Linked DNA regions of Mus musculus: region 1 is linked to region 2. Evidence: chromatin loops called from intact Hi-C (ENCODE). Cell type or tissue: heart. All regions are shown on one strand. Links, peaks and the distances in the headings refer to the core of each region. The heading gives the core; the rest is flanking DNA.

Region 1 (17,030 bases), core at 4,172-12,171, 85 kb after region 2:
CTTTTCATTAGTCTGCCTTGATCACAAGTGATCCTATCTACCTATTCCTTCTCCCGTATCTGCCGTCCCTTGCGCCATTTCCAGAGGAAGCTGTAGGTATCCATAATGCCTCCAGAGTTGACCAGACCCTTTATACGTGTCTGCTTGAGAACTTGAATCTTCATTTCTGAGGTGACCATAGCCTAAAGACTTCTTAAATCAAATCTCTTGTTTCCTAATTCGGTTGTCCACATAACAGCTTTCCTCTTGCAACGTCCATTTTCTGATTAAGTATGCCTACTAGTCCACATTTCTCACACCAAGTAATATGTAGATTCACAGAAGACCATCAAGGAAAGCAGGAACCACAGGAACCACAGGAGAGTGGAGGCAATGGAGTTACTATGAGGACTGTCCTTTTCAGATGCCTCCCACTGGGGGACTCCTGTTCCCAGGAGACACTCTGTCATCCTGCCTTTTCCCTGGGCACTGCTTCTCTTGGCCTCTGCCCAGCAGCCAAACACTAAGATTCCTCCAGAGACTGGCTCTCTTCTGTGCTCAGCCTCTTGGGCATTCCAGACTGTGAGAGAAGTCAGGAGCCTGGAGAGTGACTAGTGTTTGTGTATTCTAGTCCCCAGAGGATACCTAACATTAGACTAATGAATGAGGAGCTGAGGAAGGGACCAGTTCTGATCTTCACATGCATGAACACACACATGCACCTGCCTGTCCCATGTGCCCACCATACATGTGAATACTCACACACACATCGGACATCTAGGAAAAATAATCGAATGATCCAAGTGTACATTTATTTCTTTCATTTATTTATTTACTTACTTACTTATTTGCTAATTGATTGTCTATCTGTATGTGGCATGCCTATGCCACAGTCTCCATGTCAAGGTCAGAGAACAACTTCCAGGCGTCCGTCCCCTCCTTCCATCACGTCAGTCCCAGGAATTTAACTGAGGTTGTCAGACATGGCATCATGTGCCTTTACCCACTGGGCCAATACCAGCCCTGATAACATTTTTAATTTTTCAATGCAGTGATTTATAACCTTCCAATGGCTTGGCCCTTTAATACACTTCCTCATGTAGTGGTGACACACACCCCCCCGTGATAAAATTGTTTTTGTTGCTATATTATAGCTATAAATTTGTTAATGTTATGAATCATAATGTAAATATCTCATATTTCCAGTGGTCTTAGATGTCAATGGATCATTCAATCCCTGAAGGGGTCGTGACTCATAGGTTGAGAACCACTGCTCTAATGGGTATTTTCCTAAGATTTCCTCATTTGCTTATCGCAGTCTGCTGAAGTAGCTACCGTTATTATGCCTACATTTCATCAATGAACATGAGATACAGAAAGTGCACAGAGCTCCTAAGACCAGGAAAGAAGCTGCAGATTCAACATCAGAACTCTTTTCCCTGGTTTCATACAGTCAGCCATCCATGTGCTACCATGAATGTGAGTGCCAGTCACTGTGGCTTGGAGCCCTGGTTTCCATTGTATGTGAGTGTACCTGCAGTGGGATTGCTGCATCACAGGTGATCCCTGCTTTTCATATTTCATAGATGTCAGACACTGTCACCATGGAAAGCTTACTATCACCATCTTCAATAACCATGCAAAGGGGTCCAGTTTATCCACATTTTCACCCAAAGTTGGTTCTTACCTCTTTTTTTCTTGGCTTCAGTTGGGTTTTTATTATCATACATACATATCAAATGTATTCTCTCACTGTCATTTTAGATTTCACCTCTCTAATGACCAGTGACAAAAAGCATCATCAAGTGAGTTAGCTGGTCATTTGCATATCATCCTTACAGGACTGTTTTCATTCGAGTATCTACTTTCTTGTTATTGTTGTTGAATTATAAGATGTCATCATTTACTAGGTAAATAGTTCTTATTAAATACATAATATATATACATATATATACATATACATATACATATTCATATACATATACATATATATCCTTCTAACCTATATGGTGCCTTTGCATTCCATTTTGTCCTTTGTTACACAAAATTATTTCTGTCCCTTGTGGGTATATCTATCTGTTTTTCACTTTTGGATATGATGTCTAAGAAATCTTTGCAATGCTAAATATTTTCTCTAGTTTAATTATTTTCAGTCTTCCAATTAGCTCTTTATCTTTTTATTTCAATTTCTTTTTGCATATCATGTAAGGTAGGGTCTCATCTGATAGCTTCACATTTGAATGTCCAGCATTCCCAACACCATGACCAGCATCAGATCTGTTAACCAAACATATCTGAGTTTGGGTCTGACCTCCCTATTCTGCTCCACTGCTTATTTTTTTCTTTGTGTCAGTACTACACCATGCTTTTTCATAGATGTAAAGCTAAGGTCAATTGGAAAAAAATGGAAGACATTTTGTGCTAATCAAGGGAGAAGTTAGCCAACTTGCTATTACAGTTTTTCCTAGCACTTTGAATTTTAATATCAGAAAATTCATCTCATTAAGATTTTCAGTTTCTTTAAGAATCAAATATATGTGTCTCTGCCTAATAAAACTGTGTGACTCTCAGAAGAGAGTTGGACCCAGAGCATGATTCTCTCCATCCTGTGTTGGGTTGTTTGTTTGGTTGGTTGGTTTGTTTTGTTTTGTTTTGTTTTGTTTTTGTTGTTCCTTTGTTTTTCACTGTGGTTCAGAATTTTTTCCAAATCATTCATTAGAAACAGGCCAGCACTATTGACCCCAAGTTCACATAAGATAAACTAAAATCTGTCCTAGGTGGAGGAGATGTCTGCATAAGGAATAAACATGGGAGTCAAATAAAATGGAACCCTCAGTGAACCAGAGAACAAGATCCACCAGTCTCTACCACAACACGGGGGAGGGGCAAGCCTAAGAAAATTCTAGTGAGGGAAAAGGTAAAAAAAAAATAACTTTCACTAACAGAGGGACTGATGTTAGATTGAAATAAAGATTTAAAAGAAAAATTACAGAAACAAAACAGCAAATCACATTCTCTGCCAAAACTTCAATCTGATAACATTCTAAATAAATACAGCAGAAAATACAGTCACTTCAGTCCAAGTCTCCTAAGAAGTGGAAGTGTTATGCCAGGACACTCTACGCCTGTCCATGTCCGTAGACCTTAAAGTCATCCTTGCAGTGACTGGAACACTGGAGGTCGGAGAGGCTTTGTGTTCATGAACCTTGAGTGCACTGGGAAAAGAAGCAATGTGTCAGCAGACTCCATATCCGCTCCCGGATTTGTCTGGTCCTAATACCATAAATGATAGGGTTTAAGGTGGGTGGGATGATCAGGTACAAGTCAGCTAATAGCACTTGAGTGTGCAGTGGAACTCGGTCCTGCCCTAGCCAGGCCACATAGATGGATGCCATCCCAGGGAGATAGTACAGAGCCATGACCCCAACATGAGAGCCACATGTACTCAAAGCCTTCCACTGTGCATTCCTTGAGGACAGTCCAAAAACTGCCTTGAGAATCAAAGAATAAGAGGCTGAAATGAAGGCCACATCTGAGCCCACAATGATGGAGGAAAAAATCAAACTGTAGAGACTGCTGGGCATGGGGTCAGCACATGCTAACTTGGCCACAGCCATGTGTTCACAATAGGAATGAGGAACTACATTGGAGGCACAAAATGGCAAATGACTCAACATCCAACTCAAAGGAGTCATAAAAATAACAGCTCTAACGGTGATAGTCACACTAATTCCCAGCATCACATGACGGGTGAGAATTCTCATGTAATGTAAGGGCTTGCAGATGGCCACGTAGCGATCAAAAGCCATGGCCAGTAGCAGACCTGTCTCCACAGCAGTGGCCGCATGGACAAAGTACATCTGAGTGAAACAGGCATTAAAGCTGATGGAGCTGTCTCCTGAACTGAAGATGCTCACCATCTTAGGTACCACAGAAGAAGCCATAACAATATCCACAGCAGCCAGAACACATAGAAAGAAGTACATAGGCTCTTGTAGAGTGGAATCCATGCAGATCACAATGATAATGAGCATATTTCCTAAGACAGCTATGCTATACATGGTACTCAGTGAGATGGCCAGCCAAAGATAAGAAGACTGAAACCCTGGGATGCCCAAGAGGAAGAAAGTGCCAGGGGATTCCATTGTGTGGTTGTAGGATGGCCCCAGCATCACTGGTCAGACTGCTCTGTTAACTTGTAAGATACTATATGAGAGGTAGTATTCCTATAAAATATATTATTCTGTGTATTCACAAATTGTTGAAGTATTTTCATCTTGGTGGTATTTTTCATGACCTAAAAAATTAACATTGAAAAAATAACTTTATGTAAATATTATGTGCTTTACTAATATCTATTCATATCTTAAATATCAATTCTTCATTTTTCTGCCAGTAGTGATCTCTCTGCCCTCCCGCCCATCTCTCAATTCCTCTTTCCACCTCTCCCCATGCAGGTGTTGAGTGTTTATGTTTACTTCAAGCTTTCATGAAATCATGTTGATCCATAATGACTTCAAATTAATGATTCTAATAGTATCCCTATGGCTTATGGTATGCACTTTAAAAATGTGTTTTTAATTTGTAATTTGTGTTTTCCTAGCCTGTGGAACAAAGTTAGAAGATATATTTCATGTATTCCTTATAGTCAGATATTTCTTCATAATGAATAATCAGAAGAATGTACCTTTTATTCTCACGATTGCTGAATTAGACAAACTGATTGAGATCAAATGTCATGCCTCCTAGGACTAGTACATAGACTCATTATGAAAACACATTCCTGTCAGTCAGAAATGCATTATATGGAAAGTATAGGTTCAGGAAATAAGGCCATTAAAAATGACATAATCACTTTCCATATAAGAGAATGTCGTTGAAATATTTGTAATTTTTAAAATGGAGGCTCAATTTCCTTAAAGTAGTTTCAATTGCTAGCCCAAGCAATTACACATTAACCCTTTAGACACATGTAAAGATGATCCTCCCCATAGCTTTTCTGCTTCTTCAATATGGTTTGCCCCTTTTCGTGGTAAACTGCCAAGGAAATAGACCAAGGAAACGTCATCCTTGTGAAAGTGAAGCATGTTTTAGAGAAAATGATATATGATCATACCAAGATGAGAAACAGTATTTATGGGTGAATTTCTATATTTGCAATAGACAACAAATATCTATATAAAACAATTGACTTAAGTACTTAAGTGAGATGATTCTTCATCTATATCATATAACATCATTTAGGCCATTTGAGATTCCCATCTAGGTCTTTCCAGTACTAACTCCTGGCAGTATATTTAACAGCATTAAAGTCAAGAAAAAAACTATGGATACTTCACCCCACAAAAAGTATTATACGTTCACCTGGGCAGTTTTGGTAAAGAAAAGAGATTTACTACTCTATGAGTCTGGGAGCTGAGCTCCAACCTTGGCAGTGTTTGCCTTTGCTCTGCATCTTCCTCATTCAGGTAGTGCCAGGTCACAGGGTATGTAGTGACTTTGCCAGACATCCTAAAACAAAGGAGCAACACTACTGTCAAATTCCCGTGCTGTAATCCTTTACTTCCCTTCCTTTTAAGTTGCTCAGTTTCCGTGATTTTATTCACATATGTAAATAGTATAAAAGACCCACAGTATTCCGAGAACACAGCACACAAGGTCCCCTTTGATTGATTCAGACCTGGGAATGTTGTCAGATCTACTAGAAAGCCTGATTTTCTCCTAAAGCACGGGACAGAATCCCGTCTGTTGTCTCACATAAAATGTGTTATTAAAGTTCTGTGGTTTAGAGACAGAAAAACAAAGTGGCTAATCATAGTAGCATAAAATTTTAATGTGTAGAGTGAAAAACCTCATTAGTCACTTGCTAGCCAAATTGATTGATCAAATCAGGCAACTCTTCCAGCCCTTAACCTGCACGTTGTTAGGATAGAAAGAATCACCCATCCCCATATCAAAGAGGTGTTTTGAACTTAATTGAGAAACTAGGCAAAGGGATCCTTATGCTGGTTTGAGCAATAGATGCTTAATAAAGTGTAGAAAGTAAGAAAAAACATTGCTCATCCTGCTTAACCCAGTATGTCCAGATTACGCTAACATGCATATTTAAATGAGTAGTACTGAAGGTTTCCTTTTGGCTTTCCAGTGAGCTAACACTGCAGGTGCCACTATATTGAATGTTGCTCAGTACACAGATACTCAATAAAGTATAACTAATTTTTAAAAGACTGTTTGCATACACTAAACCTATAAATTGTTCTAAATAACGAATTCAAATGGGTACGTGTGATCAGACTTTTTTAAAAAGCGTGCATTGCCTGAAAGTTTTCTCATATCACCCTTTGATCTGCCTCTGGAAGATCTCCCACTCAGAGATACACGGGGCAAGGCTCAAATCTGTAATTTGCTCTGTTTTGTTTTGTTTGAGGAACTGTTTGGTTGTTTTCATTGTCACTTTAATGGAAAGGGGATTTATCCATCTAAATAACAACTCATTCATTTCTGAGAGCAAAGGCTAAGAATTGTTATTTGGTACTGCTACTGTATAAAAGTTCTTCTAAGAATGGAAAGCCAGTGTGGAAAGTGTGTGTGATGAGAATCTTCATGAGAGCCAAGGAGATACTTTCACTGTTCATCCGATTACTCTCAACAGTGTTCCACATCCAGAGAACATGGACAGGCAGCTTATCCCAGAACTAAACTCAAGATCCCAAGTATGAACCACACTAAGTCCAATTAACGTCAAACCCCTTCCCTAAATATCACATTGCTAAAGCCTCAGCCTCGGTGGTCATCACATCAATTGCATAGCTTGTGTTCACTTAGTAGACAAGAATAACCTAGGAACTAATTTCTTAAGCTTCCGGGAATCTTCAAGAAGATCGAAGGGTTCTTATTTAATAAGCTCTGAGAGTAGGCTGACTAGCCACTAAATCCTGTGACCTCTAATCGGTAAAGGGGTTCAAAGCTAAGCTACCATATTCTTACTCAGTTATCCCCTCTTTAATTTCTCTTCTGTGTGTTTGGTCCCTCCTGAGTAATTGTACAGATCAGACCTGTGGGCATCTGTACTGGGACTCCCTTGTGCTACAGAAGATACTTTCTCTGTAATCTAAGCACTATTAAAAACAAAAAACAAAAAAACAAAAACAAAAAACACAAAAAACAAAACAAACAAAAAACACTTACCTGGTTGCCCGTCCTAACTGTGTGACATACACTTACCATGTCACTGTCAGTCCTGCACTAACTGACCTGACACCCAGGTGCCTCTAGAGACCCTGAGCAGAATCTTGAGGAATTATCTATAAAACCTAATGTGTGAGATTTTACTGCAAATGATGAAACTTTGAAACAGACCACAAGGAGGAGGGAGCCATGTAATGACAGAGACAAAGGACATGATAAGCCCCACATATGGATCATAGGAGCCTTGCTGTGTGTGTAGCCACAGGGGTGAGACAACCTTAGTAAAAGATCAGGTGAGAACAGGTGAAAGCAATCAAAACAATGACTGTTGAAGAGTGAAAATGACTCAGGATATTCTATGCTGCTGGGTCTGCCCTAAGTGCCACAAATTCAGGGCTCAACATCATTTCCTATAGATTTGAGAACCACAGAGATCCACAGTTTCCACTGCCCCATTCATCTTTGACCCAAGATCTTCCTTTCCTGACTGCCTGATAGAAATCAGCCATAAACACAGATACCATTGCATACGCCAGAAAGATTTTGCTGAAAGGACCCTGATATAGCTGTATCTTGTGAGGCTATACCAGTGCCTGCCAAACACAAAAGTGGATGCTCACAGTCAGCTATTGGATGGAACACAGGGCTCCCAATGGAGGAGCTAGAGAAAGTACCCAAGGAGCTAAAGAGGTCTGCAACCCTATAGGTGGAACAACAATATGAACTAACCAGTACCCCCAGAGCTCTTGTCTCTAGCTGCATATGTATCAAAAGATGGCCTACTCGGCCATCAATGGGAGGAGAGGCCTTTGGTCTTTCGAAGATCATATGCCCCAGTACAGGGGAATGCTAGGGCCAAGAAGTGAGAGTGGGTGGGTAGGGGAATGGGGTGGGGGGGGGGGTATGGAGGACTTTCAGGATAGCATTTGAAATGTAAACGAAGAAAATACCTAATAAAAATTGGAAAAGAAAGAAAGAAAGGAAGGAGGGAGGGAGGGAGGGAGGGAGGAAGGAAGGAAGGAAGGAAGGAAGGAAGGAAGGAAGGAAGAAAGAAAGAAAGAAAGAAAGAAAGAAAGAAAGAAAGAAAGAAAGAAAGAAAGAAAGAAAGAAAGAAAGAAAAGAAATCCACCTTCTGCCAAAGGCATGGTCTGCTTATGCCCTGATCACTCTCCCTCTCTCCAGCTGTGACAACCTCGCCTCAACATACTTTCCTGTGATCTTCTAAATCTTTTTCCTCCTAATCATTGCTTGTAGAAACTTACATGTGTTACAAGCCTTCTCCAAGAACGAGCATTTGGTCATTATTTTCTAAATTTTTCTCTCACTCAACCTAAGTTGTTTTTCTTTGTCTCTATGCAAGATCTGCTGCCACCTTGTGACTTCTTTTAGCATCAGCAGCTGCCTCCTTAAATTTTTTTACTTTTTGATTTTTGAATCCCATTGAAGTTGAACTTGAACTTTGCATTGTCTGAATGTAGCCTTACTGCCTATGATAATTCTGTGTGCCTGCTCCTGTGCCTCTCCCACCACCCAAATGCACTGATACTCAGCCTATATTGTGTGATCTTTTCTCAGAGCTCCTCTTTGTCTTAAAAACTGTCTCCCCTTTTTCCCTTTTTGCCAAAGTTGGACTTTTCACTTCTTTCTGCCTTAAACACAAGAAGCTCTGTATTCCTGCTCACTCTCTCATCTCTTCCAATCTCTCACACTCTCAGAGAGAGCCTTTGGTGTTAGCAGTACCTTCCAAACCTGGCCAACCTCTTGCCAGGTGACTTGAATCCTCCTTTCCAGGATGATCACGACCTGGAGGTTGTAACAGCCCAATTTCCTATTTCAGTTACCTACACGCCAGCATTCTGTCTACCTAACTTTCTCAAATTATCCATGCATGGTGATACATATTTCTTTCATCCAGAAGAAATGAGATTTATTTAGGACTCTTCTCAGAGTCAGTAAGCATCACAAGAGACCAAAGAAAACAATGGAGAGTCAAGATGAGACTTGTCCTTTTCAAAGACCTCCCTCTGGGATCTCTCCTCCCTATCACTCTATTATCCTGCCTTTTCCCTGGACACCCAATGTCCCTCGGCCTCCGCCTAACAGCTAAACACTATAAATCCTCCAGAGTACTGGCTTTTGTCTGAGTTCCATCTGGATCTTTCCAGACTACGGGATGAGTCAGATGCCTAGTGGGTTAACAGCCTTTGTTTTTTTCAGATCTCAGAGGATGCCTAAACCAGTTTGAGAATACAGAGTTCATCCTGAAAGAAAACAAAGGGTGTGATGGAAAACCTGGATGTGCAAGGCACCCAGAGAGGTTCTTTTCAGGGTGTTTTCTCATTCCATTCTCAACCCTCTTATTTTGCTATCATCAGGATGACTACATGTTATAGGTGAGATGTGTAGAAGTCCTAGAGCTAGAAAGTCAGAGAATCCAAAGTTAGAGGCTAGACATCAGTGAATCTCACAATGCTTAACAAATGTTCACCCTGATCACATAACTGATCTCTTAAAGTCACTCCAGTATTCCTCAGTTTCTCCTAGAAGTTCATGATGGCCTTTATACTCATAAGTATTTCTCGTGACATGCTTTTGGGAAGCATGAATAGACAAGAATCTCTGAGTTCAAGGCTAGCCTGATCTATATCATGAGTTCCAGGCTACCCAGAGCTACACAGTGAGATCCTATCTCAGAAACAAAGAAGTATTATGTGAGGGTCTGAACACATAGCTTAGTGGTAGAGCACTTACCTAACATACACAATTGAGTAAATATGTGAAGGAATAAGATAGTAGTTGATGGTTTTAGAACCAAAAGATAGAGAGAACTCCAACTCTGAGATTGGTAGGATTAATATTGTTGATAAGGTTGAGTATCTTAATTGGGTTCATTTCCCTGCCAATTAAAGACTTAAGGGGTGGGGAAAACCTTAAGTGCAAGAGACAGCAGTGAAGAAATCTTGAACACCTTGAAGAAGAGCAGATAGAATCAGCAGGTGAAGGCATTTATTGGGAGAAAGAAAACACATGTGCTACAGACTCAAATCCATAAAGATCCTCCCCACAGGAGCCAAAAACACCAGGTCTCTTCTCAAAGTCTGGTTTTGTTTGTTTGTTGTTTATTTTTGTTTTGTTTTGTTTTAAGTCTCTGAAGAGTTTCCCAACTCTAATTTGTGGTTGGTCACTTTGAAGAAATATAGGATGGTTGATTGGTCGACAACTGTTGTGTAACATGTCTAAATCAGCCTTGAACTTATTGATCCAGTCATTAGCAGGGGGCTTCATAGTTAGAGACAAGAAGCTACAAGGCCTTCTTTAAATTATTATTACTATTTTTTTTTACATTCCAACAAGTCCCCCCTCCCGGTATGCCTCCAATAGTACCTCATCCCATTCCTCCTCCCCTTTGACTCCAAGATGATGTTATCTGCACCCCCCATAAGACTCCCACTTCGCTGGGGCCTCATCTCCCACTGAGGCCAGACCAGGCAGTCCTCTGTCGTATATGTGTTGGGGGCCTGCAACCAGCTCATGTATGCTGCCTGGTTGGTGGCTTAGTGACTTTTTTTTTCCAAACTGCCTGGCTTTTGTCTCCAGTCTAGCGTGGATAAGGAAAGGAAAAAGCTGGCCATGTTGGAAGTTCAGTACCTGTATTGCCTAGTCATGGTCTCTCTCCCTGATAGGTAGTCTGCCTTCCTATTAGAGAGTCTGTCTAACTCCTTGTCTTCACTGTGAAGACAACTAACCTATCAAAAGCACTCTATATAGTCAATGAAATCCCAGTGCTATTCTTCACAGAAATTGAAAAGATAACCTTAAAATTCGTGTAGAAATACAACAAGCCAGGATAACCAAAACAGTCCTGACTAATAAGAGCACTGCTGAGGTCATCACCATTCCTGATTTCAAGTTATACTACAAGCATGGTTATAAAACGCAGTGTGATATTGGCATAAAAACAGATGCATTGATCAATGAGCGAGAACTGAGGGTCCAGACACCCATCTGACTTTTTGACAAAGAGACCCAAAGAACACATAGGATAAAAGATTAATGGCTTTAGTAAAACCAGAAAATGGAACAGCATAGATGTCCACCAACTGGTGAATGGATAATGAAAATGTCTATGTAGATTATGGAAATTCATTCACCTATGTGGAAAAAATAAATTATGAAATTTACATGAAAATACATGGAACTAGAAAGCATTATATGGTCTGAGGTAACAAAGTCTCAGAAATATAAATGTAACATGTGATCCTTCATATATTTTATTACAGTAAATAACATTGAACCTTTAGATCTGTTTTGTGTTAAACTAGAATACCCATAGACATCAGGAAACAAGCAACATGGCATGAACATGATTTCAAAGGAGGGAGGGATATACCACAAATGGTATTAACAGACAAAGTAATAATTGAACAGGATATGTTGAGGGGGTGGAGAGGGAAGGCAAGATAGAGGAAGGGACTGAGAAGGGATAAGCAACATTAGCAGCCCTTGAAAAGGCCATAAAGAAACCTACTACTTTAGAAACTTCATAGAGTACAAACTCATGTATATGTAAAATAGTTCAAATAGAGATACTTTATAATAAAAAATACTGCCTCCCCCAGACACCATAGGCTATCAAAATAAAAAACTTGTGCTTGTCTCTTTTTCACTTGTTGGGATCCCACAGATATTAAAACACTAGAACCTATTGACACTGTTCCTGTTCACCCTCCAGAGCTTGATAATAAGTCTCTGTTGATGAAGATACCACATATTTGAATCATAAGACACAGAGAAGTCAGGCTGGTACTGACACAGAAGCTTTCTCCCTAGTGGCTAGTTTTCATGGCTCCAGAAGGTGCTGTGCATGCTATTCTTAGAGAACAGCAATCAGCAACCTGTCTAGATGTGAACACTGCAGGCTGTACTAACAACTAACCTGGCGAGAGAGATCTGCTGGTGCAATAGTAGCACAAATGTTATTGGAGTAACCAACCACTTTCTGCTTGGATTTAAAACTTGTCAGAGTATGCCTGGGCCTAGCAAACATAGAAGTGGATGCTCACAGTCGGCTATTGGATGGATCACATGGTCCCCAATGAAGGAGCTAGAGAAAGTACCCAAGGAGCTAAAGGGATCTGCAACCCTATAGGTGGAACAACATTATGAACTAACCAGTACCCCGGAGCTCTTGACTCTAGCTGCATATGTATCAAAAGATGGCCTAGGCGGCCATCACTGCAAAGAGAGGCACATTGGACACGCAAACTTTATATGCCCCAGTACAGGGGAACGCCAGGGCCAAAAAAGGGGAGTGGGTGGGTAGGGGAGTGGGGGTGGGTGGCTATGGGGGACTTTTGGTATAGCATTGGAAATGTAAATGAGCTAAATACCTAATAAAAAATGGAAAAAAAAAACTCACTCAGATGTGAACACTGCAGGCTGCAATAACAGCTGACCCAGCTAGATAGATCCACTGGAGCAGGCACAACCCCTTTCTGATTAGATTTAAGGCATTCCCCACAAAACAGAACTCATTTCTAGTACTGTTAAATAAGCAAAAAACTAGTGGCTGAATAGTTCATAGACTCTAAAGGAGAATCTAGTATTACTATTCTGCTAAATAGTATTAAATTTTCTCCGACTTAACATATCTTTATACTACTAGATTAATGCATCTCTCAACCTTCATCAAATTAGATAGTGATTAATACAGAGACTCACTACTAGTCTGTGTGCGGAGAACAAGAGGTGTTGGTGTGGTTGGCCCTAAATAGACATATATCATTCATCTTTCTCAGAAGACTCATGGAATGTCTCAGAAGAAATGGCAGGAAGCCTATAAGATCCCAAAGCAGTGGATGACTGCTTCAAAACAGTGTTTTTCAGATATAACGAAGCCATTGTATACAATTCACAGTTGCTATGACTGCATGCACAAGATCTACAGAAGACCAAGCTTGTCAAAATCCAAGTATGTGTGGAAGAGGTAGTCAAGAAATATCTCTCTCCCACCTGAAGAACTCTTGTCAATCTAATGGCTATAGGAGAGGGAGTCAGTTTTCTTCAAAGAGACAGCTGCTGATAGGATACACATGCTCTGGGGATGCCCATACACCAGTGTACATATTACCAGTATTAAGTGGATCTGGTGGTTTAGAAGAGAATGATCACATGAAATTAAGAGGGAAAAAAAGGTGGTAAAAAATATAGGAAAGATTTTAAATGAGAGGATGAAGTGTAGATTTCTTTCAAAACATGTGCCGGTATAAAATTCTCAGACAATAAAAAACATTTCTATTAAGAATTTTTGCTTGCTTTATACAAAGACCAGGAATCGTCAAGTATGACAAAAAAATCCATTGGGGGGGGGGGGTCAAGAGAGATGGCTCAGAGGTTAAGAGCACCGACTGCTCTTCCAAAGGTCCTGAGTTCAAATCCCAGCAACCACATGGTGGCTCACAACCATCTGTAATGGGATCTGATGACCTCTTCTGGTGTGTCTGAAGACAGTGATGGACTCACATAAAATAAATAAATAAATCCTTTAAAGAGAGAGAGAGAGAGAGAGAAGAAATGGGACATGTACTACTGCCCTAAGTTTGTGATAGAAAATCTAGAAATATGCTATATATAAAAAGAAGAGATACCACTAAAGAAGGCACATATTAAGAATCACACATGTAAAGCTGAGCGTGGTGGCGCACACCTTTGGTCTACAAAGTGAGTTCCAGGACAGCCAGGGCTATACAGAGAAACCCTGTCTCAAAAAAAAAAAAAAAAAAAAAAAGAATTCAGACAACTGATGGACAACTACACAATTAAAGTATTTCTTAACAGTATAGGAATAAATGGTTATATTATCTATCTAAACAATTTGTCATAGCTTATGTTCATCTCTACTTTCAAAGAATAAAAAAGTATGTTACTCAATTAAACTGGATTTTATGATACCACATATCAATGTCTATATTGCAAAATGTAAAACAGAACAATAATTACATGTGTTTTTTCTGCACAAACCATTTTTGCCCTTGTATTTTACTGAATGTATAAAATCTGACTTCACCAAAACTTCTGAATGGGAAACTATTGGATTTTTCCACCTCTCCTAGATCTGGTATAGGACTCCATCCAACTAGGACATGTTCTTTCTCCCCCGGAACACTTGGATGATCCTTCTACGTATCTGCTTTGTCTTCACACTGTAGACAATAGGGTTTAGCACAGGAGGAAGGAGAAGGTAGATATTAGCCATGAACATGTGCACAACTGGTGATAAATGTTTCCCAAATCTGTGGATCATGGTGGCACCAATGAAAGGAATGTAAAATAGAAGCACAGCACAGATGTGAGAGAGGCAGGTGTTGAGGGCTTTGAGCCTCTCAGCTCTGGAGGCAATGCCTAGCACTGTCTTCAGGATAAGTACATAAGAGAAGAGAATGATGAGAGCATCGAGCCCTAATGTGAGAATGACAACAATGAGGCCATAGAGGCTGTTGACACGGGTGCTGGCACAGGCTAACCTCATTGCATCTTGGTGAAGACAGTATGAATGAGATAAGACATTGGAACGACAGAAGGGCAGCCGTTTTATAAGAAAGGGCACTGGGAAGACCACACAGACTGCCCGGGCCAAGACAACTAGTCCAATCTTTCCAATAAGCCCATGAGTAAGGATGGAAGCATAACGCAATGGGTCTCGGATAGCCACAAATCTGTCAAAGGCCATGGACACTAAGACTCCAGATTCTACTACTCCAAATCCATGGATGAAGAACATCTGCGTGATGCATGCATCAAAAGGAATCTCAGGGGCATTGAACCAAAAGATACTTAGCATAGAGGGCAAGGTAGACATGGAGAGACTAACATCAGTCAGAGCCAAGATGCAGAGGAAGTAGTACATAGGCTCATGGAGGCTCTGCTCTACCTTGACAACTGCTAGGATGGTGCCATTTCCCAGAAGGGTTAGTGTGTAGAGAAAGCCCAGGGGAAAGGCCATCCACGGGTTCTTGTCTGGCATCCCTGGGATGCCTGTCAGAATGAAGCTATGGTGATTGGTTTGTGAAGCATTTGAATTCATCTTGGTGATCTCACCACTGGATGAAGCTGGTCTCTCTCACTTGTCTTACAGCTCCTAAACTGGAAAGATAATTTCATATGAGATAAGCAAGTGATTTCCTAAACACACAGATAGAATAGAGAAAATAATTGGGTTAGCAAATAGGTAACTTTTGTTCCACTCTGAGTTTCATCTTCCAGGATGAATTCAGTGACTCCCCTTCTCTTGGTGTATGTACTTTGCTATGCCCTTAACCCACTGTGTTTATGATGAACTCTATGACACATTAGTGAACACACAAATGTCAAACATATAAATTAGTTTCGTTTTATAAACCTAAATTTAAGGTAGCAAAGAACAGAAAATGATACATAAAAATGTATGCAAATTTTATTTTCATAATCTTTTGATACACCAGAAATCAGGAAACCAATACTGGAACTCTTCATTCAAGCAACATTTAACTCATTTTCAGAATAATGTCTGAAACATATGAAAAGCTGATCTTTTCTTCCCGTTGTCTTTTGGTGAAGGAGGGGATTTGAAATAAATTCTCACTATGTCACTGGGATTGATCTTGACCTTGTAATCCTCCTGCCCGAGGTCCAGGAATGCCAGGCTCACAGGTATGTACCACCACGACCCTCTTCTTCTCTTTCTATTGCTACAGCTAAAAAATGATGTCGCTCTATATGTCAGATGACGTATGGCATTTTTCTCACATTTACACCACTTTCAGCAAATTTTTCACTCTTAAGTTACAATAAACTATTTTTCTAGAAATCTAACTTATTAATAACAAAAAACCCACCTCTTTTTAAGAGCTTCTAATTTGGACTAAAAAGGTGGCTTAGTGGTTAAGAGCACTGACTGTTCTCCCAGAGGTCCTAAGTTTAATTCCCAGCAACCACATGGTGACTCACAACCATCTGTAATGGGATCCGATGCCCTCTTCTGGTGTGTCTGGAGACAGCTACAGTGTACTCATATACATAAAATAAATAAGTAAATCTAAAAATATTAAATTAAAATTATTTTTTTAAAAAAAAGCTTCTAATGTTCTTAAGGAGAGTCATGAACTCCACTCTCAGAACCCCAGGTAGCTGCCTGCCTCACTAGCCCTAAATCCTAACAGTTTCCACCAGTTTCTCTTTCATTTGGTCCCTTCAATCCAGCCAAAATTACACTTGGATCTCTGATACAAAGTTTCTAGAAAATGACTTTTCCAGTTTCCTTATCATGTCTCCCCACATCTGTTTCTGTTTGCCGAGCCAATCTAACCGTATCTAACCGTGACCCTTTTCCAAATGCTAACAGGACTTTTAAACTCTTTGGTATGCTGTTTTTACATGCTGGAATTCTTTCTTCTTATATATTAATGTAGTTCATTAAATATTGCATAAGTATTTTCAGAAAAGTATATACTTATACCTTTCTGAACTACTAAGCTAAACACAATAAAGGAAAAATGTCATTATTCATCACTTCATAGGATATATGTGAAGAATATACAAGCATTTTCATATGTTCAGTAAGGAAGAAACAGTATGTGGATGAAAATGATTAAATGTCAGATTGTTTCATGGGATTCTGGAAAACCCTCAAATGCCTCCTCATCTCCTTTCTATGGATTGATCATTGTTAACCAAGAGAAAAAAATCTCTTCTTAAGACCAAAGAAAATAAATGGAACACTTTCAGTTTAGTAGTTTGTTCACATCCGTGTTTTGGGGGTGGGGGGAGGAGGGAGGGAAAGAGAGAGAAAACAACTCAAGTGCTGGTCTGTGAACTCTTTCTGCTCC
Region 2 (17,030 bases), core at 3,598-11,597:
CTAGGCTCAAAGTCAACCTGTGAAAGATGAGACTCTGTTTCAAAAATCTAAATCAATATAAATTTAATTTAAAAATAAAAGTAAAAAGTGAAATTACCTGTTGTGAACATTTTTTGCATGCCAGTGCTCTATTAGGCAGTTTATATCTAGCCCTATAGATGAGTAAACTATACTAAAAGAAGTTTACATAGCTTATAGGTTTCAGTGAAATAAGGCATGTTTAAGAGTATAAACATTGTAATTAAGGAAAACTGATTTCAGAATACTGGCTGTGGGTCTCACCAGCTATCTGTGATGCTGAGTATGTTTCATAACATCTCTCACATTTGGTTATGACTTTTTTCACTGAAAAAGTAACTTCAAAGTAAATTTATTAATGCCACACATATATATATGTTGTTATAATGGGATCTTAAGACTAGCACAGTAACGCTTGATGATCTGACAAATGTGTTTTAACAGTATGAACAATTTTTATTGCTGACAAGGCTTCCAAAGGATTGTCTGAATACAGATCCAACCCTTGTCTGATACACACTATAGACCAGCAGCAGCAGCAGCTTGGAACACACTGATGATACGGCATTGGTCTAAATCATCAACTGAAGGAAAGGCAGACACAGGCTACAGCTTTCAGTATTAATGGAAAAAAAGCACATTATCTAAGTAGGAGAGTTCACAAGAGAAAGAATGAAGTTGTCTATGACTTGAAGAAAATGAGTCTGACAGGTCTGAGAGTGCCGGCACACTGAAGAATGGTTTAAAAGAGACAGAAATGATGAAGAATCCTTATAATCTCAACACTCAGGAGGCCAAGGCAACAGGATTGTGACTACAGGACAGCCTGGGCTCCATCGTAAAATCTTGTCTTGTTGAAAGGAAAAAAAAAAGATGCAGAATAATTTCTAGAAAATGTGGTGTATTTTTTATGCAATTTTATGCAATTTTTTAATGTAACAAAAAGATGTGATAAACTATAATGTCAAGTACCAACTGGCATCTTGGACATTTGAGAACTAAAATAAATAGCAAAATAAATAAATAAATAAATAAATATATTACTGGCAAGACAGATCTAAAATGGGGATGAGAGAGGGGAAATGAGTAATTTTAATTAGATGATTATTAGACCTTAATTCCATTGGCAGATAACTGAAAGAAACAGGGAGTGGAGAAAGAAATGAGTCTGCTGAGCTCTGCTGGAGGTTGTAGTGTCTGAGGACTGAGACTATGTCTCTCAAAAACAGGTGTTTTGTTTGCTTTTTATTACCACTGGAAGCAAAGAGCTTTTATTTGTTCTCCAAACTGTGGCTCAACTGCAGATTTGAGCACATCAGCCCGGTCCACATTTCACTGCTGCCTTCATGTTTAACCCTTCACCTTTCTGATAACTTTTGCAATACAGAATTGGGAGATGTTAGCTGCACGCATCAGGTGGACGGGGGTTATTTAAAGCCATGGTCATAATGAGGTTATCTCTAGGAGAGGCTATGGACTGCAGGAAGGGATAAATAAAGCCAAATTTTCTCCAGTGCCACAATTTAGAAGGCAGAGAATAGTATTTGCTAATAAATAGTGGAAAGGGCTAATCTGTCAGAGGAGTCATCACTGAAGCAATTGAAAAAGAAAGGATCAAGGAAGAGGTAAGTGGGAGAAAAAACATATCTGGAATTTACACAGAATACTTAGAAATACATTAGTCACTGAGTTGAAAGATTTTCTGAGAGTTCTCAGTGGGGAAGTATCCTGCTTGTTACCAAGGGTGAAGGAAAAATAAACAAAAGCAGATTGTTCTTCAAGCTCTTCCTTGCTCGCTGTAAACTATGCAAAAGGAAAACCGAAGAAGGGATGGTATTTATGACTGGTCCCTCTGTTATCTAAGCACTGTGGTTAATAACGACAGATAGTGATGGGTCCCAGTTGAGATGAGTATGTTGAAAGTCTCTACACTAAAGTGAAAAAAAGCATTCATTATTGAGTTGGGATAGAACTTGTAAATAGGACCCAATGGAGCCCAGCAAAATGCTAAAGAAAGAAAGGAATGCTGTTGGAACTAAATTAGAAGAGACAGACAATGGCTTGTTTACTTACTCATAAAATATTTGGAAATGCCTGGGTCTTGATGCTTCGCAATGCAAAATCTACCACATTATCCTTTCCAAGAAATTCAAGATTCTTATGTTTTCAATCACTCACTTCTCCCTCACCTAAAGGAGACTCACGTTAAGGACCCATTTTGCTTGGTTTTTCTTATAGTTATCTGTTACTACTGTTACCTCTCACGTTATCTATGTCCAGAGCACACTTACCCTGTTTTCACTCCTGTAACTCATATCTAACCACCAAAAGTTAGTTACAACTCGTCTTCTTTGTTGCTATTTCCTAAAATTAATTTCTCTCAACACTTAACCCAGACCCATTCACATACACACAACACTGATACTTGGCCCTGTACTTTCTATATCCTATCTCTTAGATATCCCCTACCTTAGTAGCCCATTTCTTCATCTATGACCCTGAGGTTCTTGCTGTACCTATACAGTATCTAATGTGACATTCATATTCAAAACTGATCAATTTTTGTTGTTGATAAGAGTCACTGGGCTCATATTACAGAAGATGTTTTGGTACTTACAAGTGTGGGGTATATGATCTATGACAACTTCTTTGGCTACCTCAGGTACAAAATCATCTCAGACTTGCTTCATGTCTTAGTAACTTACAAAACTCTGTGAGCACCCAATATATACATCTACTATTGACTGACCTAAATGTTTATGATAGGTGGTCAACAGCTTATAAAATATTCCTGGCTGTGAAAAGGGATGGCAAGTCCTCTCTTGGTCTAGCATCTATGAAGAGAAATTATAAAAAATTCTTGTCCAAGAGTGACAAACAGCCCAGATGAGACAGAGACAAAGCAGGCAACTTGAGTTCTCTGCTGCCAGATCAAACTGTACTGTACATTTTGCTTTGTTTATCTTCTTTCATCAGGAAAGAAAAGGAAGAAATTATCAAGAGGAAAGAAAACTGGGCATGAATAAATTAAATTATTGCTAAGTGAGTTACTAAGAAATCAGGATAAAAGAGAAATTATTCACTCAGTAGTTTGACTTTCTAAAGTCATCTTCTTAAAACTTTTCAGAATTTAATGACAAAAGCATTAATTGACAAAAATCAACTTAAGCATTATAGGTGAAATAAAAGACATGGTGGCCAGAATTACCAGACATATATGATGACACTGCATTCCATAGCCAATATTGTTCACTGGTATGTAACTACACTTTGGAGTTATTCCAAAGCCCCACTGATATTTGACTCTCTCTTGACTATGAACACTCCAAGAGAAGATTTTGTGTTATCCTTTAGTTTCTAATATGGAAGCATGCAAATGACTGTTACTTGAGAAATATCCCTGAGACTGAGAGGCAAGATCCGGGGAAGATCCATTGCAAGATAATTGCTGTTTAATGGTCTTTCTTATGGCATTTGAAAAGTGTTAGCATTCTTCTCAATGTAGACAACGCATGGAAAATATTCAATGCTTTTCCTTTCTTTCTTTCTTTCTTTCTTTCTTTCTTTTTTTCATTTTTTTAAAGATTAATTTGTTTTTATGAGTACAGTGTTTCTGTCTTTATACATACCAGAAGAGGGCATCAGATCCTATAACAAATGGTTGTGAGCCACCATGTAGTTGCTGGGAATTTAAATCAGGAACTGGAAGAGCAATCAGCGCTCTTAACTGCTAAGCATGCTCTCCCACCCCACTGCTTTTAAATCACAAATTACAATTGTATATATTTATAAAATACAATGTGATGTTTCCCTAAACATATATCTTCTGGAATGATCAAATCAAGTTAATTAGTGTACCTAACACCTCAATTTGTTATCATTTGGGGGTAGTTACAGCAGTTAGAATATCCTCTTGCACCTGTTTAGAAGTATATAATACACCAATATCAATGCTTAATTCTTTTCATTTTGATGATCATACATTTCTAACATTAATGTCATTATTCTCCTGAGGACACTCACGAATGAAAACGTTAGAGTCCCAAACTATACTCAACAAATAACTTTTACCTTTTTTCTCTAATAGCACAATAATTTCAATTATTTTCCTAATTTATGTTTAATAAGGTTCCCTAGGGTGCCCCTTACAGTGGAACTTCATGTGAGTGTGTGTGTGTGTGTGTGTGTGTGTGTGTGTGTGTGTGTGTGTGTGTGTGTGTGTGTGTGTGTGTTCTGGAATAAATTAGGTATCCCTCTGTGCCCCCTCACATCCTACGCTTGCTGTCTGTCATTTAGTGCCTTTCTTTTCCACCAAAGGACCTACCCCACACTGACCACTTCTCATTAAGCCCTCTCCAAACACAGCCTTAATCTGTTTATATCCAAACGTCCATTTCAAATTTACATATACCTATCTGCCTAGTCTAAATTTTCTACTCAGTGGGAAATGTGATCTTTTTCAATGAAGATCTATTTTCCTCTGCAAAACAAGAAAGAAACATTTCATTATTTGTCCCAAGCAGTATATTTCCACAAAAACATGCAGAGAGTCTGTTGTGAAGAACTAGTCATTCAAAAATTTAAAGTAAAAATAGTTGAATATGGTAACATGTTTTATCAAGTGGATACTAGTGTTCCACAAGTGTTCCTGTGTAATCCACAGCTGGAGGAGTGAAAGGCCAGATCACAGACATAGGCAGCTAGAAGCAAAAACTCTCAGAGGCGAAAAGTTGTGGGCTGAGACAGTTCTTTCAAGAATAAAAAATACAGTTGCAGTAGTTGAAATCATAAATTTTTTTTACCAATTTAAAGGTGTCATTTCTATTTTTGTATGTTGTATAGATGCTCATATTTGGTCAAATGTATGTTGGATAAGATTATTTATAAATAGAATACACAAAAGAAATGCAGCTTTTTTGTTTTAGCTTTATTCTATAATTTTAATCTAGCATGCCAACTTTCCAGAACACCACAGCTTCTTCCATCATTTTCCTGCTCACTGGTGTGCCCGGGCTGGAAGCTTTCCACACCTGGATCTCCATTCCCTTCTGCTTTCTCTATGCAACTGCCCTGTCAGGGAACAGCCTGATTCTCTTTGTCATTATCACCCAGCCCAGCCTCCACGAGCCCATGTATTACTTCCTCTCCATGCTATCCACCACTGACCTCGGGCTCTCCATCTCCACTCTGGCCACCATGCTGGGGATATTCTGGTTCAACGCCAGGGAGATCAGCTTCAATGCCTGCTTGTCACAGATGTTCTTCATTAAACTCTTCACTGTCATGGAATCCTCAGTGCTGTTGGCTATGGCTTATGATCGTTATGTGGCCATCTCCAACCCTCTTAGGTATGCCACTATTTTAACTGATTCCAGAATAGCTCAAATTGGGGTGACAATTGTCATCAGAGGGACTGTAATGTTGACACCGATGGTCGCACTTCTTAAGAGACTAACCTTCTGCAGCAGCCGTGTGCTCCACCACTCCTACTGTTTCCACCCCGATGTCATGAAGCTCTCATGCACAGACACCAGGATCAACAATGCAGTTGGATTGACTGCCATGATCTCTACTGTTGGTGTGGACTCAGTCCTTATTCTCCTTTCCTACATCCTGATCATCAGAACTGTCCTCAGCATTGCTTCCCCAGAAGAGAGGAAGAAAGCCTTCAGCACGTGTATCTCCCATATCGGGGCTGTAGCTATATTCTATATTCCATTGATCAGTTTGTCCTTTGTTCACAGATTTGGGAAACGAGCTCCACCCTATGTACATACCATGATTGCTAATACCTACCTGCTGATTCCTCCTGTCATGAACCCCATCATCTACAGTGTGAAGACCAAACAGATACGTAAAGCTGTGATAAAAGTTTTCCAATCTAAAGAAATATAGAATCATAAAAGCCTAGAGCTAAACGGCCTGCTTCAGGCCATGTTGTCAATTAAGGCTAGACTACATCTTGAATGTCAGTTACTTTAGCCCCTTTACTTCACAGATGAGGAGACGCTGATATATAAGTGAGAAGCAATATATAGCCTTATGCCTAGAGTTCCTCTTCCTCCACACCATTTCTTCTAAGCTGGTGCTTTTCTAACTTTGTCAATAGCCCTTTTATTCTTATCTCATCATAGCAGTTACATTTTCATATTAATTTCATATTACATCATTCCTTTGTAGAAAAGTAGGTAGCATTTTCTAACGCTCTGCCATCTACTGTTCAAAGAAACTTCTCTGATGAGGATTGATAGCTTCTTATAGAGAAAGATGTGTATTTAGAAGGTAGTTTGATACTATGTCCATTTGGCAAAATAATAGCAGTAGTTTAATCCTGGGGCCTGTGATCTTCACAACCATGAGTTCTTGGTCAGATTTACAACATTAGACATAAATAAGTACTGTGAAGTTAGCTTTAAAGCACATCATAAAACAGGTGTTTTACCCTCAAAACATTTTACCATGATTTCACCCATGAATATATTTTGCCAGTTCTATCATTATTGCAGCTTGTGGTACTCACAGCTGGGTAAGGTGATCAGTGACTTTTGTTCCCTAGCAGCCTGGATGGCACCTTCTGGTCCTATGAAAACCACCCAGCAGGGGGAGCTTCCAGGTCAGTTCCAGCTTTATTTCTCCAAAGTATGTGGTATCTTGAGAAATAGGGTCTTGCCATCACGTTTTGGTGGTCATCTGAGAGAGTGACAGTAGCCTGCATTATTTTGAGGCCTCTGGGACATCATTTACCAACAACTATAAAAGAGGTATCCTACTCCCAGCACTGGGGATTTTACAACCTACAGCTTCAGGAAGGAGGGAGCATCATCCTTTCTCTTAATTATTGCTTGTCTTGATTTCCATGTGTTGAAATATACCAGAGCTTTGTCCTCGAGACTCTTCTTCTTTTCATACTTCTTTTTCTGGTCATTTCATATTGTATTACGACATTAAATACCATCAATACTGAACAAACATAAATTAGCATTTATAATCAACAATCATCCAATATGTATCAATATTTACATCCAAGTGTCTCAATCATCTTAGATAATCTTAATTGCCCCATAATAAAAATATGTGTTTACCTATAGGCTTCCATAACTAGAAACTCTGTTTCCCAAATTTCTGAGATGAAATACTTGTAGTACCTCTTATGCCTTGCTTTTACTCCTGTTCTACATCTAACTGTCAATCAACAAATCCAGAATCCAACCACTTACATTGCTTCCACTGTTACCATCAGGATGTGAGCCATCACCTTGAACCCAAAGTCATCTGTGACTAGCTTTCTGGAGAATCTTCTTTCATGTATAGAGTAATTATTCTAGTACCTGTGGCAGATCGTATCACTTCCTGTTAACACACTTTTATTGGTTCCTGTGTGCCCAAGAGGAAAACTTCAGTGACTGTAGTAGCATGTAAGGTCCTTTATATGCTCAGAGTCTCCCGACTATTGCAATTCTCTTTCCCAATGTCCTTTGAATCTCCCTAGTAAATTTACATTAGCATCCTAATATCTGCTTATATCATCAGGCACACTACACAGCATTTCATTTCACACTCAACACTTTTCTGTCTGTGATGTTTTTCTCCCAGAGATCTACTGATTATCTTACACCCTGTTTTCATGTAGGTTCTTATTCAAGTGTACCTTACTGCAGGACTCTTAATATTATAAGAATAATAATCATAACAATAATATTGCTCCCTCAGTTTCTGACAGTATCTACCCCTATCCTTACCTGCTTTGTATCAATTCCTAGCACTTTCAAAACCTAACCTATTATATATGGGAGGCAGGGGGGGGTTGTTTTGTTTTTGTTTTCTCATCCCAAGATAAGACTTTTTGAGGATAAGGAATTTGTGTCCTGCCTCCACTTACCTCTTTTTAAAAATTAGATATTTTCTTTATTTACATTTCAAATGTTATTCCCTTTCCTAGTTTCCCCTCCCCCTCCCCCTGCTCCCTAACCCACCCACTCCCATTCCTGGTCCTGGCATTCCCCTATACTGGTGCATAGAGCCTTCACAGGACCAAGGGCCTCTCCTCCCATTGATGACCAACTAGGCCATCCTCTGCTACATATACAGCTAGACCCACAAGTTCCACCACATGTTTTCTTTGATTGGTGGTTTAGTTCCAAAGAGCTCTGGGGGTACTCGTTAATTCATATTGATGTTCTTCCTAGGGGGCTGCAAACCCCTTCAACTCCTTGAGTACTTTCTCTAGCTCCTTCATTGGGACCTTGTGCTCTGTCCAATGGATGATTGTGAGCATGCACTTCTGTATTTGCCAGGCACTGGCAGAGCCTCTCAGGAGACAGCTATATAATGTTATGAGTGCTCTGCTGCATATGTCTGCCTGCCTGAAGAGGGCATCATATCCCCCTATATGGTCATGAGCCACCATGTGGTTGCTGGTAATTGAACTCATGACCTCTGGAAGTGCTCTTAACCTCTGAGCCATCTCACCAGCCCCTCCATTTAAGAATCCTCTTAAGAATTCTTTATCTTCTGCATAGTACTCCAAGCCCAATGAGAACCTTACATTTCTTCTATCCCAAGTATTCTCTGTCACTTCAAGCTTTTGTACAAGCTGTTATCTCTACCTATGGTAGCATTCACTATCATCACCTCCCACTTAGAAGACAGGTGATTTATTTAGAGGATCCCTGACCCCATCAATTTGCCTGTAACCCTACCCGGATGCAACAGCATCACTTTGCACTCATTTCTCATGATGATCCTCTTCAGATTCTGTTTCAACAGTGTTTTCCACAAGGGGCTCTGTATTCACTTCTCAAGACCAAAAGCTGAATCTCATCCACTATTGTCTTGTTTGTAAACTTGTATTAATAGTGTCTGGCTCCCTGTTTCTTTATATCTCCTTTCTTATTGATTGATGCCTTTGATTTGATTTGGTTTTGAAGGAGTTTCACAAAATTCCCCATGGTAACACTGAACTACCTCAACCTTATAAGTAGCTGGGATCACATGTGTGTGCACCACCACACCTAGTTCCATACTTTCTTTCAACCTCAGTTGAACTAATATACAAATAAATAAATAAGATCTTTAAAGATGTATAAGAATTTAGATGGCACACAAGAACACAGCAACCTTCTCATAGTTTCCAAGACATTTATTCATGAAGCTTCTCTTTTTGAAGGATGCTGTGCAAGATGCCCTCTGATCATTTGGCTTAGTGCAGCCTTGTATCTCTCTCTCCTTTCCAACATAAAACTTCCCTTGATATATTCCTTGATAAAGATGAGTTAAAAGCAAAGAATTAGTTATGGAGCCATTAGTGTGGATAATTTATATTTTGGAAAAAAACACCAATTTCTGTTTATTTCCATCCCTTTTGTTCTCTAAACCTCAGGGATCATGCTCTTCATACAGTAATAACTCAAAATGAAGCAACAATAAAAGTCCAAAATAGCTGCATAAAAATCCAAGAAGGAAAGATGGAGAGATCAAAGAATGTGGGCTTCCATGTTAGATTTTGCCTGCTTCACTGCATAAGGTGTGGAACTTGGAAAGCAATGAGGCAGAGTAGGAGTGACTTGAGCTGAGAGCAAAAGATGACAGTATTCAGTATTAAAACTGGAGAAGAGCACTCCTGTTAGTTAACCAGTACCAAATGGTCAGCCCTGAAAACATTCATAGCAAGTAACAAAGTATAGTCTGAGCTGGTTGGATTCATGCATTTAGGAATATACATTATATACACATACAAATATACATATACATCATATACTTATACCTATACATCATACATATATACATCATATACCTATTCCTATACATCATACACTTATAAATGTGCATATGTATGTACATATTTAGATAATCCTATACCTATACTTATACTTATACCTATACCTATACACCATATACATACGCATATTGTAACAATTAATGAAAAATAGGTCAGAAATTTGAGAGTAAGAAGGTTTTATATATATATATATATATGCATATATGGAAGGGATTGGAGAAAGAAGGTAGAAATTATGTAATTATATTATAATATCAAAACATTAAAGAATATTTTTCTTTTTATTGTTTTATTAGTTATGTCCAGGTGAGACTTCCCCCCCCCATTATTTGGTCATTTCATTTAGATCACCCTCATGTTTCAGGAAATTTCTACTGTATTAGGTGTCTATACTATCCTTCAAATGTACCTTAATTTTATCTATCTCTTCTATATTCCCTCCCTTACCCCCTTCTTCCCTCCCCCTCCACATTTGATGCTCCCATTCTACCCTCCCCTTACAGCCATTTCTATTTATTCTATTTCCCTCTCCTAATGAAAATCATTTTAATGGAAATAAGAAGGAATCTCAATATCAAAAGCCAGACACTGATTTTCATGACACTTCTAGAGATATTCTTCCCTGCTTACATCTACACACTAACTTGTGGAGAACCCTACTTACTGTTCCTGTCCCTGGAAACTTGTGAGCTCTCATAATTATAAATGGGCAACTTGATGTTGAGAATGGGTAATTTGCAGTGGAAATGCCATGCTCTGACCAAGTTGGTTCTCTAGTTTCCAGTTGGTTCTCTAGAAACCAGAGTAATAACAGTCCCATGGGCATTATGTTTAGTAGGAAAATTAGACAAGATAGGTTAGGGTTAACTACAGAAGACAAGGAAAAGTATACCACTTACGTTCCCATTCATAAGCACATCTAATCTTATCTTCCTGGAATGCATCCTTCCAACAACTTCTAGAAATGCAATTTAATACACATACACAGTTCTGAGGTGCTTGGTATGATCTGCCCATTCTCCTCCTATCTTTAAGTCACATCAATCTGCCTTCTCATTTTCCCTGTTCTCTTTGTAGTGCTCCAGCAACACCATTCTACTTAGAGAATTCCCTTTCCTTCTGCTATGATTTATCTCTGATTAAAAATCCTCTTCTGGGGATTGGGCATGGAGAGATGGATTAACAGGTAAGAACCCTGGATGTTCTCCAAAGGACTAGGGTTTACTGCCCAGCACCCACATGACAGCTTACAACCATCTGTAACTCTAGTTCCAGGGGGACCTAATGCCCTCTTCTGGAGTCTGCAGACACAGGGCACACAGACATACAGACAAATGCCCATACTCATTTATTTAAATTATTTTTTAAAAACCTCTTTCATGAACCCACCCCTTATTAGATTAATGTTTGTATTCAAATCCTCATTAAAATAATTGATATTTGCTATTATTCCTTTTTATGTCAAGAGCGTTACTTTAGCATCTTAGGGTATGACTTGATTATATTCATCTCTGTATTCTCTAAGTGCAATATGATGTCTAAATCAAACCAGTACTGAGAGAACATACTTTCATGCAATAAGTGAATGAACACATTCTTAAATATAGATGCATCATATGTCTTGATACATAATTAACAAGACAATAATTATGTTTCTGATTTTAGAATGGCAATAACAAGATAAGACATATTTGATGCAAACTTAGAATAGGATATAAGGCAAGATAAATATCAACCAAAGATAAAGACATACGTGGCTAGGTATGAAGGAGGGTACGTGCCACTGGAGAAGAAATATTAGAGAGCTTACAAATACTGCCTCTTGGAGAATATGGTGCTTTAGCTAGATTTTAAAGGTTTGAAGTGTGAAGTCTCTGAAAAGGAACAGTGAGAGAAAGACCAGAATAGATAATAATAATAGATCAATAAAAACAAGCTCATGTAGTGGAGACTAGTCTGTAGAATTATATCTAGTTCTATATAAAGAACTTCCACTCCCAGTCTGAGAGAAGAATGTGAAGTGATTAATGCTCTAAGTCTCTACATGGACCCTTCACAGAATCCTCCTTTATCCCAACCTCTCCCCTCCACTCATGTACACTACCTGCCTTGATCCTAAGCATTGCACATACTTGCTCCTTGAGAAACTTATTTGCCATCTCTGATCCTTCTTCCTGAAACAATTTCTCTCCAGATATTTTCAAGGATATTGCTTCCCTTCTCTCTCCACCAGGCAACCTCATTTCCCTCCTTCCTATATTAATATGTTTCTTATCCTCTTCATTGTTTTCTACTTATGACTATCTAGCATACTATTTAGTTAATATGTTAATTTAATTTTGTTTTTGTCTATCTCATCAAAAAGCATTCTTCATAAGCCTTGGAATTTTCTGTTTCGCTTATGAATTATAGGCTCTTAGCAAACACCTGTTGAATGTGAATTAATAAACAATGCATGAGATTCTCCATCTAATATTATCACTGCAGGATATAGACCAAAAAGCCATCTTTACTCATGTCACGGGCATAATAAAAAGTGACTATCATATCTGTGGCTGTGCTTAAACTTAAAGAGAAGCAGGAGAGAGCTTTGGAGATGGGAATGAACCTACAATGCGTTATGGGGCTACATTTTAGTGTACCTACGTGTGTCTTAAGCCTGATATGAACTCTAAGAGTTCAATGATCATTACTATTCATACACTTTGCCTGCTGTGTCTCCAGATGAAGTAATGAGGAAACACTAACCTTGTGGCTGACTGTGGAAATTAGATCAGCTCAGAGGAGTGGGAACGCACCTGTTTGTTATCAAGAGACTCATATGGGTCATTGTGGGAATGGCGGCAGGGACCTTGGTCCTTTGAGATTGCTTCCTTAGACATGAAAAGTGGGAAGCTGATGACAGAAGTACACAAGTGGACATGAGCATTTCACTCCTTTGTCTGCCAGATCCCTGGAGCATCAGCTGGTATACCAACAGCTTGTTCCCCGAGCCTACTGAGTAGCGTTATAAAGAGACCTGGTCCGGAAAGGGAAAGCCAGACCCTGCTGCTCTCCTTGAGTAGAACTGCGCCATTCCCAGGTGAGTGCTCCTTTACCAAGAGTCTGGCAGCACAAAGATTCTGCCACATTGAGGGTCCGTGAAAACCCCGCATGTTTCATTCTAAGATGAGCCCAAGAGCCTTAGCCGATGATTTCTAGAAAGGCGGTGGTATGTAACAGAATTATATTCAACTATAAAGAATGGAATAATAGAATCTACAGAAAAGTGGGTAGAACTGGAGATCATTATATTAAGCAAAGTAAATGAGACTCAAAATGACAAATGCTCTCATGTGCAGAATCTAAATGTGATGTGTGTGTGTGTGTGTGTGTGTGTGTGTGTGTGTGTGTGGTGTTGAAAGTAGAAAGCGGACCATCAGAGGAGAGGAAAAAGATTTTAAAATAAGAAAGATAGAAAAGGGTTATGCAGTTTATATGACATGAAGCAGAAGGGGAAAATATTTGAGGGTGTTAATGAGACCAGCAAGAGCATGATGAGGAGCTGAACAATGTACACTAACACATTTCTATGAAAACATCATCCTTTTACTTTGCTAACTTTAAAAAACTAATGTTTCGAGAGCTTAAAGAAGCTTCAATAGCACATAAAGTAAATCTGCATATCACCTCAGGGGAAAACTGTAATCTTAACACAGTTTTGTGTTCTAATCCGTGAGCACTGTGCATCATTCCATTTGTAAATACTGTGTTTAATTTCTTTCAGTAATGGTCTGAAGAACACAATGCATACATTTTCTTCTGGTTTTGGCTAAATGCATTATCTTTGATGCTATTGTGAATAAGAAGGTTTTTGGAAGACCAATTTCTGGTACTTCATTATTATTGTTAGGGAAATGCTGACTTGGCAGACGGCTATCATATGCTACAACCTTGCTATTCTATTGCCTATATGATTGTTTTATACAATTTTTTAGGTTATGTAGCCTTTTAAAAAGGTAGTTTTACCTCCTTTAAAATAACACAAAATAGAACAGGAACTAGTTTTGTGCTTTAAGTACCAGCAAGACTGGACAGGTGCTCTGCCGAGCAGGGGATTGGAAAAGTGTCTGAGTCTGTGGATGAGACAATGTCAGTGACACAAAAGCCCTTGAGAGTATGGAATGTGACCTTTTGCCTCTTGTTACCCCTCCAGTCTGCCTTCTCATGTTGTCCCCATTTCTCTAGGGTTCAGTGGCCATGTAACATGGGTTTTCTAAAAAAAAAAAAAAAAAGTTGCTTAGCTTTTTCCCATACCACATAGAGTCTTTTGTTGGAACATTTGCATTCTTTCCCATGAGTTGTTTATGACAGACACAAAGATTCTAGATAAAAGCTATCTTGCATCTCACTGAAGAACGCAGTTTTCTCAGACAGCAGCACGTAGCAAGGTTTGAAATTCACTGTCAGTGAGAAGCTGTTCTTTCACCTATACAAGCTATAAGGGTGGCAAAAATCAATATCAGTGGTATGGATTCTATAACCAATGAATCCTTAATCCGTTCATCTTTGCTCATCCTAAATAGGGACACTCTAATTTTTAAAATCTCTCATTTTATTGTGCTCTAAACTTTCTCCATTAAGGAAAAAGGCATGGACAAGCTTTATTAAAGACCTTGGTTAGAAGAGGAGTATAATCCTGGGAGAGAGAAACAAGTTAATCTGGATCCCTGGATACTGTCAACAAAGACACCTGCATCTTTACTTCTCATCAAAGCTCCTAATGCTGACAGCCAGACCAGGCTGTCCTGATGTTAACCAGCTCTGAAATCAGAACATTAGGGAGCTGGGCAGGAAAAGGCTTTGATGTGAGAGCTCAAGTGTTTGGGTCAGATACGGGGTTGAAACAAAATAACATTATGCTATACAAAATAAAAAGAAATAACTCCTCGATATGGGTGATTTATTGGCACAGGTTCCCTGAAAAACTCTCAGAATATCATAGTAAAAGAATCAGTAATACCGTTTCCCAAATCAGGGTTTACACACACATACACACACACACACACACACAGAGAGAGAGAGAGAGAGAGAGAGAGAGAGAGAGAGAGAGAGAGAGAGAGAGAGAGAGAGAGAGAATTCTATTTGGGAAAAAAGAAATAACCTTGGAGGTGACTTCCAGGCATAAAGATGGCTGCTGATCGGGAACACAAAGCTGTCACTGGAAACATGTCTGATAGCTAGGATCTGCTGGAGGTGGTGAATCTTGTCACCACCTCCCTCTGCAAAAACATGAATAGAGGGAGCTGCTTGATTTTGCTTTCTGAGTTGCTATTGTGTTTCTCTCTCTCCCTTTGCAAACTTAGAGCCAAGGACCTAGAATCCTGAATATTATAAAAACGTTTTCCAATCTCTCTATCTTGGAAGATCCTTATTCCCTCTTCTGTCTGCCTAATTCTGTTCATGCTCCAAGACAGAAATGTAAAGATCATCTCTCCAAGATGGCTGCTCTGTCTTCGTCGTCCCCTGCAGTCAATGAATTCCTTTGTAAGCCTTTATCACAGGGCTCTGACATATGTGTTCCTTACCCATCTCATACCCTAGGCAAGCTATGTCAGCTCAGAAGGAATGATTCTCATAGCTGCATCTCACAGATATGTTTAACTGGTGATGCAAGTGAATGTTTCTGAAATTTGAATTAATAAGTAATAAAAAGAGAGGGGGAAGGAGAAATGTGAAGGAAGAAAAATGGAAATAGAAATGGTGTCAGTGAAGGATGGGGGCATCAGAGGAGAACAAAGTGGGCAAGAGGGGGAAGGAGGATATCTTTATCTGAAAGTTAATACAGTGATTTTATGAGAAAGGGAGCGCCTAGTATCCAGACAATGGAGATAGGGACAAGAAGAGAATCTAAGAAAATCTGGTGAAAGCCACAATTTGGAGATAAGAACTTTTCTCTCGTAGCTTGTACAGGAGCTGGGATATGGTCAGAGAAGGAGTGAGAAGGGAGAAAGTGCTGATACCACTAAGTTCCAGGGGACTCTCTGATTCTGCTCCTGTCCTTACAGGCTGTCAGTGTGGCCTCTCCCTCTTCCAGTCCGCCCCACTTGGTGTCAACGATGAGTTCCTGCAACTTCACCCATGCCACCTTCCTGCTTATTGGTATTCCAGGACTGGAGGAAGCTCACTTTTGGTTTGGCTTCCCCCTGCTTTCCATGTATGCTGTAGCATTGTTTGGAAACTGCATTGTGGTCTTCATAGTGAGAACAGAGCGGAGCCTGCATGCACCCATGTACCTTTTTCTCTGCATGCTGGCAGCTATTGATCTGGCTTTGTCCACATCCACAATGCCCAAGATTCTCGCCCTCTTTTGGTTTGACTCCCGGGAGATTACTTTTGATGCCTGTCTTGCCCAGATGTTTTTCATTCATACTCTCTCAGCAATTGAATCTACTATCCTGCTGGCCATGGCCTTTGACCGGTACGTGGCTATCTGCCACCCACTGCGTCACGCTGCTGTCCTCAACAATACAGTAACAGTCCAAATAGGCATGGTGGCTCTGGTCCGGGGATCCCTATTCTTTTTCCCACTCCCACTACTGATCAAGCGACTGGCTTTCTGTCACTCCAATGTGCTCTCCCACTCCTATTGTGTCCACCAGGATGTGATGAAGTTGGCCTATACAGACACATTACCCAATGTAGTCTATGGTCTAACTGCCATTCTGCTAGTCATGGGTGTAGATGTCATGTTCATCTCCTTGTCCTACTTCCTGATCATACGAACGGTTCTGCAACTGCCTTCCAAGTCTGAGCGAGCTAAGGCATTTGGGACTTGTGTGTCACACATTAGTGTGGTCCTGGCTTTCTATGTACCACTCATTGGTCTGTCAGTGGTGCACCGTTTTGGAAACAGCCTGGATCCCATTGTGCATGTTCTAATGGGGGATGTCTACCTGCTGCTGCCTCCTGTGATCAATCCCATCATCTACGGTGCTAAGACCAAACAGATCAGAACACGGGTTCTGGCTATGTTCAAGATCAGCTGTGACAAGGACATTGAAGCTGGGGGAAACACGTGACCCTTACCATCCTATCACCCTTGTCCTACATGGCTTAATATAATAACTTCAACACATCTGCTTAATTCCAATCACCAAAAAGCATATTAGTGCTTTTCCCTGAATGGGATAGTGAACTGAAGTATGGTTTTATCTTCATCATGGATATAATGTGAATGTGTCTATTTCGATGA

The links. Hi-C counts contacts between places; a loop is a spot of excess contacts. Peaks named below come from ENCODE experiments on the same cell type or tissue, not always from the same donor. Only the 100,000 strongest peaks of a DNase experiment are listed, where the experiment ranks them.
Region 1: a loop joins it to region 2, with 8 times the contacts of the local background. A loop is called at or near these places in 4 of 42 quality-filtered maps.

The regions. Positions count from the first base shown.
Region 1 is chr7:102,657,043-102,674,072 of GRCm38, reverse strand. Olfr556 (olfactory receptor 556) reads right to left here and starts at 4,172. Exons shown (of 1, transcript NM_146754.2): 1 at 3,150-4,172. The coding sequence starts at 4,151. The coding sequence ends at 3,177. It overlaps Olfr555 (olfactory receptor 555), which reads right to left and starts at 15,250. Exons shown (of 1, transcript NM_147103.2): 1 at 14,303-15,250. The coding sequence starts at 15,250. The coding sequence ends at 14,303. In heart, for the core only: a CTCF peak has its summit at 8,544 (motif pointing left); no DNase peak of the experiment used is centred there.
Region 2 is chr7:102,741,866-102,758,895 of GRCm38, reverse strand. Olfr78 (olfactory receptor 78) reads left to right here. Exons shown (of 4, transcript NM_130866.4): 2 at 5,763-6,631; 3 at 12,746-12,878; 4 at 15,844-17,030. The coding sequence starts at 15,895. The coding sequence ends at 16,857. It overlaps Olfr560 (olfactory receptor 560), which reads left to right and starts at 4,969. Exons shown (of 1, transcript NM_147113.2): 1 at 4,969-5,913. The coding sequence starts at 4,969. The coding sequence ends at 5,913. In heart, for the core only: a CTCF peak has its summit at 6,614 (motif pointing right); no DNase peak of the experiment used is centred there.